2 separate regions of the Homo sapiens genome follow, and region 2 is linked to region 1. The links are chromatin contacts, found by Hi-C or POLR2A ChIA-PET in ENCODE. All regions are on one chromosome and are shown on one strand. The core of a region is the stretch at or near the end of the contact, and the rest is flanking DNA. Distances in the headings are between cores, read along the strand shown. Region 1 has its middle 96 kb from the start of PDE3A. Region 2 has its middle 59 kb from the start of PDE3A.

The links. Hi-C counts contacts between places; a loop is a spot of excess contacts on that map. ChIA-PET counts read pairs that join two places held with the same protein, here RNA polymerase II (POLR2A). Pooled maps may share reads with other maps.
Region 2: a loop to region 1 is called in a map of heart right ventricle, with 2.2 times the contacts of the local background. The contact joins two enhancer-like sites. A Hi-C loop is called at or near these places in 3 of 168 maps with a recorded cell type or tissue (Right ventricle myocardium inferior, heart left ventricle and heart right ventricle), 1 of 37 single-sample maps with no recorded cell type and 4 of 50 pooled maps. POLR2A ChIA-PET finds 5 or more read pairs at or near these places in 1 of 52 experiments (OCI-LY7).

Annotation. Positions count from the first base shown.
Region 1 is chr12:20,270,343-20,275,529 of GRCh38, forward strand. No RefSeq gene overlaps it. Among named protein-coding and RNA genes, the nearest start is that of PDE3A, 96 kb to the right of the region's middle. Within about 2 kb of position 3,754, at least 2 of the 41 ENCODE cell types and tissues checked have a DNase peak (open chromatin) inside an H3K27ac peak, as active enhancers do; they include heart right ventricle, where a contact is called at or near this core.
Region 2 is chr12:20,307,307-20,312,548 of GRCh38, forward strand. No RefSeq gene overlaps it. Among named protein-coding and RNA genes, the nearest start is that of PDE3A, 59 kb to the right of the region's middle. Within about 2 kb of position 2,448, at least 2 of the 41 ENCODE cell types and tissues checked have a DNase peak (open chromatin) inside an H3K27ac peak, as active enhancers do; they include heart right ventricle, where a contact is called at or near this core.

The DNA of each region.
Region 1 (5,187 bases), core at 2,504-5,003:
TTTCCACTAGGGAGTATGACTACATAGTCAAATTTATTTGTGACATCTTTTTTGTGCATATAGTCATTTAACAACAATCTCAACAAAGTACCAGATGACGAAAGAGTAGAATTCATATTTTATTTCGGAATTTAAGACAAAAATATATTGCCTCTTTTGCTTTCACAACATATAATAAATTTTCGTGATAAAAAAATAAAGTCTTAAGAAGTAAAATAGCACAATTGAATCTTCTCTTACAGTACTTTTTTCACTTTCTGACAGACTCGTGCAGAGGGGTTTTCTCCCTAAGTAGATCCAGTGTGTTGCTAAGTTCTGCTAAACTACAGAGGGATTGAGACTGAACAAGAATTACTATAAATCTCATTTGGTGCGACTTGTGTTAATAACCAAGTATGACATGTTGATAATAGAGTGAAGTGACCGACTGAGCATTTACCTCACATGCCAGCGTGTTGTTCACCTAAGGTCATAGTGATATTGACAAGGTGTTAAATATGAGTGTTACGTCAACAAAAGCAAAAATATGTAGTTGGATAAAAATCACAAACATTGCTCTTAATGTAATAATTTTGAAGTGTAATATGGAATTTGGGTCACATTTCTCTCAGCAGTTTCACAAGCCAAGAAGCACAGATGTGTAGAGTTTTAAAGATTTTTTAAAAACCCCAAATTTTCCAGTAACAGAAATTAAGAAATCTTCTTTGATCAGAGAGTGAAACAAGATCTTTTCTTTCTCTCTAAGAGGAGTACGTTGATTGCTAGATCAGAGAAAAGAAAGTTGAAAGTACATACTTTTGCCATGAACTGTCTAAGCCTTGTATTTTACAAGTATACAATACAAAAAATTTGTGTTACCTTTTTATTTCTTTATTTACAGTGGCCAAATAAATAACACCAGAACACTTGTACCTGTGTGTAGAGCTAATGTAGGTAGCTAATTTAATAATGTAACTGCCATAATTTCAATGACAAGAATGTATCAGCTCTCCTTTTACTTTTCAAACTAACATTCAAATGGTTGAAATGCCACTGCTAAGGAAATATGTGTATATTTAAATAATAAAATTTAATGAAATATTCTCCAAAGCCAGCATTTTTATAATATCTATTAATTTTAATATCTTTTGAAAGAAGATAAATTTAGAGGAAAGAATATGTGCAAGCGTATATGCAAAGTCTTCAATTAGTTGAGGGTATTTCACGTTGCGTTGGGGTCAGGTTGGTTGTGCACATACTACGTGAAATAGATCCAGGACCAGTACAGGTAGGCACAGTAAGGAGACAGATACTGGCACATTTTAAGAGAAGAAAGATCCTAAGGTTTCATTTTGAAGATGGAGCAGTCTGCTTCTCAATGTGAAATTTTCCATGAATGGAACCGTTAGAGCAGCTAGACAATCACTCAGCACAATTGTTGCAGCAACACCTACAGTTTTCCACTAATGGGTTTCTTTGGGGTAAAAGATGACGATTTGTCAAGGAATAGAAAGTTGGAGGCCCCAGAGAGACTCCAAAATTTAGGGAAAATACATCCCTGTAAAATTGAAGTCCCACTTCGAAGAAATACATTCAGTATTCATCCCTATATACTTTCTGTGGAAGTGATCCACAGTATTAATGATGTAGAAATGTCTGATTGATTACAGCATCTCCTAAAGGTTAAGAGTGGAAATCTCTTTAAAACATCGTTGTAGACTGGAACCCATATAAATTGTCATCTATCTGCAACATATTAAAATTAATATGCTCTGGCATTGCTGCAACTTTTGATAATCAATAAGCAAGACTGAATAAAAAAGCAGAATTAAGACAGATTTATTGAGGTTTATTTAATGCTATGTAAGGAAAGAGAGACTATATCAAACATTTCTATGTTTCATGTTTATTTAAGGGTAAAGCCATATCTTATTTCTGTTTAAGCTCAAGCATAGGAATGCAGATTGTACAAATTGTCCTCTGAGTAGGCAGATTTTAGAAAGGCATGCCCCCTCTGGGAAGATGAACTAAAAGAAGTTGCTCCACTTGGGGACTGCAGTTCTCCTCTAGGGTGGAGCTTGGTGAGCAGAGCACAAGCAGGATTTGAGGCTCTGCTTGTCTCTTATCCCAGTACCTTTGGGCATTATACAAATTGCACGTAAGTGAAGAAATAGCCTATGTTAAGTGAATTAATAAGCAAATTAATGAATAAGTAAAAACATGGGGCATTCTAATTGTTTTATAGTTTCTAGAAATATGTAATATTAGGAAAAAAGGTTTAGCCTGAAAAAATACTTCCCAGGAGACTAAAGCAGTTATTTTTCCCTGATTCAGTGAGCATCAGAAAACTTTCTGATTAATTCTTGGTTTCTAGCTATCCTGATTCTGGGAGTCCTGTAAAGCAATGATAAATATATTGATTGCTGTAGAGTTGTATTCTGTAAGATACAAAATGAGTGGCTTTTTCTCTTTCTTTATTGTGGGTTCAGAGGGCAATGTTTTATCTTTTTCTATTTTTCCAGATATAACTTTATTCCACCTTTCAACTTCAGAGCTCCAACTTCAGAGGACAGAACATTATGTGGAGGGAGAGTTAAGACTTGGTAGGAAAAGCGATGACATGTCCTCTGCTTCATTTCTGGGTTTCTTCCCAGGCTGATTCATAACATCCAAAATAAGCTTAAGTAACACAATAGTCTTGGACTCGGCACCATAAGCTGCTTAGGAGGTGTGACTAGATCTTCTCCTGAACACTGTATTGTCTTGTGCCTCATAGTATTCCATTAAATTCATTACATAAATGTAGAAAATAATTAAATCAATCATTTGAGAATTTGGGTAATGTCAATCAATCTCCCATAGGCTAAATACATATAAGTAGTTGAGAATGGTGATAGAATGTATAAAACTAGACACTGGTTCAAAAAGACTCTAACTAACAGGTGATTGCTGCTTTGTAAAATGCTACCTAAACACATCAGCTGATCAGTGCTGCATAACTACAAGCAAAGTTTACTTTATTCGGTAGTCTTGACATTAAAAAAAAAAATGTAGGAGGAATTTTGGAAAAGGCAGTCAAGGGCATCTAAGTGAACAACACAAATGACACAGAGACCATGTGCTAAAGTTAAGGCACATTAATCAAAATCATAACATATTAGATTCCTAATGTCTCAGTGTCCAACAGTGGAAGGACCTAGTAAAAGTTAGGAAGTATAATTGTGGCAAGTTTAACAGTCTAAAAATGAAGTGAGATATAGTATAGTTATTTCTTTTTTGAAGTCAGGCATAATAACCCAAAAGGCATCAGGGCCATTTAATATATAAGCAACGTGCCTGGAATACCTCAATGACCCCTTGGAGGCATTCCTACCTTACTCTAGAGAATTCTACCATTATTTTGATGATAATGATGATGCATGAAAATCTTTCATTCTGTTCACTTTTTTTCAGAAAAGCAAAAAATTTGTAATTTCTGAAAAATGGTTAAAACATAAAGTAAATAAATATTTTTTATATTAGAGCAATGTTTTCTTACTATAAAAAGAGTGTGTGTGTGGTTCAGTAACTAACTGCAAAAATCATTTCATTATGGCTTGGCATCCCCGGGATACAGTGATGAAAGAAATAATAAATAAGCCACTATGTGATGAATACTTGTCCAAATGAAAATGCCTCTGATAATACCCTTTTAGAGGACAGGAATGTTATTAAGCTAGTGAGAACATCTAGTCCAGTTCCAGCTAGGTGGGTCAGGGCCCATTCTGGTAGGCTGATGTCTGTGCCATACCAGTTGTTAAACGTACTGAATATCATTCCTCCAGCAGAACCTGACACCTCCTATTCAACATCCCTTCTGCAGCCGGTCCCCATTTCTGTACTGGCAATACCTCCATCCTAGTCTTAGCTCAGACTTCTCAACAGCACTCCGTGCTTGGCCAGAGTTAACAAAGACACAAATAACACACTGTGTCATCTTGTAGTAAACAGAGAGGCTTTCCATTCTACCATGTTACAGCTGTGGAATCTTGGGTGGCTAATGAGCTTCACTTTCCCTGAGCTCCCTCACTTTTTAAACAGCTTTACTGAGACGTAACTCAAATATGTATTAATCAGGATTCTAGAAAGAGAACCGACAGGATATGTGTGTGTATATGTGTCTGTGTATATGTGTATATACATATATGATATTTATATATATATATGTTATATATATATAACATATATAAATAGAGGTTTATTTTAAGGAATTGCTCATGTGATTGTGGAGGCCTGGGAAGTCCAAAATCTTCAGGGTAGGCTGGCAGGCTAGGGATACAGGGAAGAATTATATAGTTCACCTCCAAAGGCAGTCTGCTGGCAGAATTTCTTCTTGCTTGCGGGGGTCAGTCTGTTATTAAGGTCTTCAACTAATTGGATGAGGCTTGCTCACATTATGGGGGGAGTATTATGTCTGATTTACTCAAAGCCTACTGATTTAAATGTTAATGTAATCTAAAAATACCTTCACATCTAAAATAAATTTTCACCGAATATCTGAGTAGCATGACCTAGCCAAGATGACACATAAAATTAACCATGATACCATGCAATCACTCATTTAAATTGTATAATTTGATGACTTTTAGTATATTCACAGATACATGCAACTATCACTTCAGTTAATCACAGAACATTTTTATCACCCTCATAAAGAAACCCTGTACCCTTTATATATCATCTGCCTGTCTCCTCGTTTGCTCCAACCACAAGCAAACACTAATGTACTTTTTGTCTCTGTAGATTTGCCCATTCTGGACATTTCATATGAATGGAATCATGTAATATGTGGTCTTTTATGACTGATTTCTTTCACTTAGCATAATATTTTCAAGGTTCATCTGTGTTGCAGTGTGTATCAACACTTCATTTCTTTTTAGGGTTTAATAATATTTCATTTTTTTCTATACATCTGTTGATGGACATTTGGGTTGCTTCAATTTTTTGGCTCATATAAACAATGCTGCTATAAACATGTGCAAGTGTGTGTGTGTGTGTGTGTGTGTGTGTGTGTGTGTGTGTGTGTGTATGTACATATGTTTTCATTTCTCTTGGGAATATACCTAGGAGTAGAATTGCTGAGTCATTTGCTAACTCTAGTTTAATCATTCAAGGAATTTTCAGGCTATTTTCCAAAACATTTTACACTATTTTGCATTCCCACTAGCA
Region 2 (5,242 bases), core at 1,198-3,697, 36 kb after region 1:
AAAGAAAAAACTACAGAAGTTACACAAACAATAAAGAGAAAGGAATCAAAGTTGAGCACTACAGAAAATTACCACATCACCAAGGTAGACAACAAGAGAGGAAGAAAGAAACAAAGGATCTGCAAAAGAACCAAAGTACAAATAACAAAATGGCAGTAATATATTCATACTTATCAATAATAACATTGAATATAAATAGATTAAATTCTGTAATCAAAAGGTATAGAATGAATGAATTAAAAAAAAATCCAATGATATGCTTCCTGCTAGTGAACTGCTTTAACTTTAAAGAAACATATAGGCTGAAAATGAAGGAATGGAAGAAGGCATTTCATATAAACTGTAACCAAAACCAAGGAGTGGTGGCTATAATTATGTCCGATAAAATAAAGTAAAAATCTGACATAAGAGAAACACACAAAAGGTCATTTTTTAATGAAAATGGGTCAATTCATCAAGAGGACATAATTATAATTGTACATGCACCCAACATTAAAGTACCTACATAGAAAAGGAAATAGTAATGACATGAAAAGAGAAATAGATAGTAATACAATAACAGTTGGGGAATTCAATACTCCACTTTTAACAATGGCTACACCAATGAGACAGAAAATTCATATGAAAATACTGGTTTTGAATAGCACTTTTGACCAAATGAACTTAACAGACATATACAGAGCTTTTCATCCAACAGCAGCAAAATGCACATTCTTCTTTAGTGCACGTGGAACAGTCTCCAGGATAGACCTTATATTAGGGTGCAAAACAAGTCTTAACAAATTTAAAAAAGGGTTAAAATTGTATCTAGTATTACTTCTGACCGCAGTGGTATGAAACTAGAAATAAATAACAGAAGGAATCTTGGAAAACTCACAAATATGTGGAAATGAAATTACATGCTTCTAAATAACCACAACGTGTCAAAGAAGAAATCAACATGAAAATTTAAAAGTATCTTGAGTCAAATGAAAATGGAAATACAACATACCAAAATCTAGAAGATGCAGCAAAAGGAGTTCTACATGGAAAATCAATAGTAACAAATTCCTACAGTTTAAAAAAATCCTCAATAAATAGACTAACATTATACCTCAAGGAACTAAGGAGAAAGAAAGGAGAACAAACTAAACCCAAAGTTAGCAAGGGAGGAAATAATAAAGATCAGAACAGAAATAAAGCAAATACATAATAGAAAAACCATAGAAAAAATTAAAAACCTGAGTCGACTATTTCTGCTTTGACACCACCTTTATTATTTATATATCTCTTCCAAGAAGTGTGTCAACCCTCCACCTGCCTAGTTCTCATAGCTTGCATAGCTGCCATGCTAATGTGCTTGCATCTCTTTGGAAGGGCCATGACCTTGCACACTTCCATGGCTGTGCAATGCTTTCTTCCTGTCTAAAAATTTATTTCCCGAATTTATTCATTTGACTAACTGCTACCTATTCTGCAATCCAATACAGGATTGATTCCATATAAAAAGCTTTCCTGGCCCTTCTTCATTCCCAACTTTTCTGGGTAGATGTTTATGTGTTCTAATAGAATTCTAAACTCTTTTCTATCACAGCATGTATCAACATTTATTATATGTTTAATTTTTTATCTTGACCATTAGTCTGTGAATATCTTTAAGATAAAAGCATGTTTTCTTTGCCTTTGAACCTCTGGCATTTGGAGAAGGAAGGAAGGGAGGGAGGGAGAAAGGGAGGGAAGCAGAAAGAGTAGTAAGTCAATTAGACTTAAATTCTGTTTAAAATCTAGTTCTAGCTATACCTATGGGAGATTAGACTAAATTAATTAACCACTCTGAGTCTTGGTTTCCTCTTCTCAGAAGATAATAGCTGTTCTTCTTTTCTTATTTGTCATTATGAGGATTAAACAATATAATGAAGGTAAATCCATGTCAACAGTGAGGTTTCACAGAAATCTATTGACAACTCAGTGTGTTCCAGGCACTAAGCTCAGCATAGAGAATACAAAGAAGAATAAAATACATCCCTGCCATTGAGGAACTTTGATCTGTTGTGAATGTCAAGAAAACAGGGGAATGAATTGTTTTCTTCTGCTGAAAGGAGAGAGAAAGTCAAAGAGAGATACGGACAGTGGCATTTGAGCAGGGCCATGAAGACAAATGAAGCATTTGCTTGGTTTAAAATTGTGAAACAGTGAGATTAATACAAATTGAAGAAACAAAAAGTGCTATTGGAGTGCAGAGAGAGAATGGATTAATTTCATCCAGAGAAGTCAGATAAAGAAATCATCACAGAAGAAATGACATTTAGGGTAGATCCAGGAGGACAGACAGTGTCTTTTGTTCCTTCAAAACACCAGTGGATAGAAGGAAATTTCTCAGACAATATGACTAGGCTAGTTTGGCTACAGCACATAGCGTAGTGTGAGGACAGCCGGCCAACTCCTCAAAGAGGGTTTTTCCAACACCTACCTGAAGATATGAACTTGGGTCAAAAGCAGCAGAAGCCAAGAAAGCAATAAAGGATGACTGATTGACAGCTGGGACAAAGTCACATAAAGACTGATGTCAGGAATGACCAAAGCCAGAGGAACAACACAGTTGCCAAAAGGAAATCTCAGAGCAAAGACCTGTAGCCAGAAACGGATAGTTACTATGGTGTCAGCGCAGGGGCAGGGCAAGTTTCCAAAGGCAAAAGTCCAATAGCCCAGCTGAGTTTGAAAGCTCTGGGTGAGTACCATCAAGGACATCATTTAAAGCAAGGGCTGATTAGGTAGAATAGAGAAGGTAGAAGAGTCAAGTTGTTGTGACAGTATGGAATCAGTTGGTGTCATCATTGCTTTTAGCAATGATACTAAAAGCAATGAAATAAAATTTGGAGGGATTTAGAAATAAAATTTGGAGGGATAAAAACCTGTGATTTTAACTCTTGGTATATGAAATTGCTCTCTATGGCTGGGCGCCGTGGCTCACGCCTGTAATCCCAGCACTTTGGGAGGCTGAGGCGGGCAGATCATGAGGTCAGGAGATCGAGACCATCCTGGCTAACGGTGAAACCCTGTCTCTACTAAAAAATACAAATAATTAGCTGGGCGTGGTGGCAGGCGCCTGTAGTCCCAGCTACTTGGGAGGCTGAGGCAAGAGGGAGAATGGCATGAACCCGGGAGGCAGAGCTTGCAGTGAGCTGAGATTGCACCACTGCACTCCGGCCTGGGTGACAAAGCGAGACTCCGTCTCAAAATTAAAAAAAAAAAAAAAAAAAAGAAAGAAATTGCTCTCTATTCTGGGGCAGAAACACTACCCACTCTACTCACCTACATTTTTGTGGCAGTTATGTGCAATTATGCTAGTGGCAAGTGCTAAAGCTAGCAAGGTTAGAGAGGGTCTCATGGTGAAGGGCATAGAATGCCAGAGCGAGAACTTTGTCCATCATTTGAAAGGTAAAGGGGAGCCATGGAAAGATTTTGGGTAGGGAGGCCACATGATTGAAGCTGGAACTTTAAGAAAATCAGCAGAAAATGTTACAGAATGTCTAGTGATGTTTTCAGTAAGTAGAATTTAAGTTATAAAAAGTTTAAATAGAGACTACTTCATATGTTCATTTATGAAGAATAAGTAACCAATGTGGCAAAGATTCATTTATTAAACCTCTATTATATGATTTGCAATAGGCTGGATGATACTGTGTGTATGAATTGCCTTTCAGCATCATTCTGCTCACCATCTTGTTCCAATATGTGTGTGAATAGTGAGTATCATCTGTCTGAAGAGGAATCAGAATTAGCACTTTTATAAGATTCCACAAGTGCCTTCTGAATGTAATGCAGCAGGTTCATAGGCAAACTGTGGTCATTTCTGCTGCTTGTAGCTGTTATGATGACAGAATCAGAAATAAGCCTGTTGGAAAATTTTTATACTTGGATATGCTAGTTTATGAATTCCCTTTAGGTGCCAGAGATGAATTATTATGGCACCCTTGATTATGTCCAGTTCCATTTCCAGAGAGGAGCTTCCTGGTCCATTATTATCTGGTGGTCTTTTTTCCTTCCTTCTATATATGTCTGTATTTTTCTTGTTATCCTACTTGACCCCATCTGTGAAGTAAGCATTGGATATATGTCCTTTTGGAGCTAGAAGCAATCTCAGTCTACTTTCTGCTTGTAGAAAGATAATGGCCCAAGAAGCATTTTCTGTTCAAAAAATACCTTTTCTTAGCTCAGACCTGTAGTATCTACAGCTATAAGCTCTCCTAAAATGATGGTTTCTTATCTATTATATTCCAATTAGCTCATGTACTCACAGCCACATTTTTTCCAGACATTCTCTCTCTCTCTTTCTCTCTCTCTCTCTATATATATACACATATAGAAATATATACATAGAAATATATATTTCTAGATATACATATTCAATAAATATTTAAGTACATATGTAACAAATGTAAGAAGTATGTAACTATATATGTTTTTATCTTGCTGCTTCTTCATGCTTCTCTCTCTTGAGTGATTATGAGTACCTTGGAAATCAGAATTTGGTGAGATTTTAGTCTCTGTTCACTGAGTCATTAAATCAAATTTAAGAATTTATTGCATGCCACCTTAATCTGTTCAGAGGTTTTAACAATGGGTGAATCAAGTATATCCTTGTTTCAATTATTACCACAAAGCCAAGTTTTTACCAGCTTTCAGCCTTATAGCATTTTAAAATTTTATGTTTTACTGTTTATACTTGAGAAAAGGTTCTCCTACATCTATATGAGACTCTAAAATTGTGTCCTATCTCTATTTCCTTTTACTCCTTTTTGCAGATCAAGCTGCTCTTTTCTAAGATCATGTCCTTCTTATACCTCGCCATATAAAGACGAAAGCAATCAACAATGGCACTAATTTCTGTTCTCCAATTTTTACAGCTAAAAGTTTATTAGATACTTAGTCTACCTTCTAGCTACTATATACTGAATGTTATTCATATATTGAAATCCAGTCCCCAATGTTATGGTATTTGGAGAATTCATATATTGAAATTCAGTCCCCAATGTTATGGTATTTGGAGACAGGGACTTTGGGAAGTAATTAGATTTAGATGAGGCTGTGAGAATGAAACCCTTATGATGGGCTTAAGACCCTTGTAAGGGGATGAAGAGCCTCTTTTTGCCATGTGACAATGCAGGGTAAAAATGGTCATCTGCAAACTGGGGAACAGGCCCTCAACAAGAACCCAACCATGCTCACACCATGATCTTGGACTTTCAGCCTCCAAAACTGT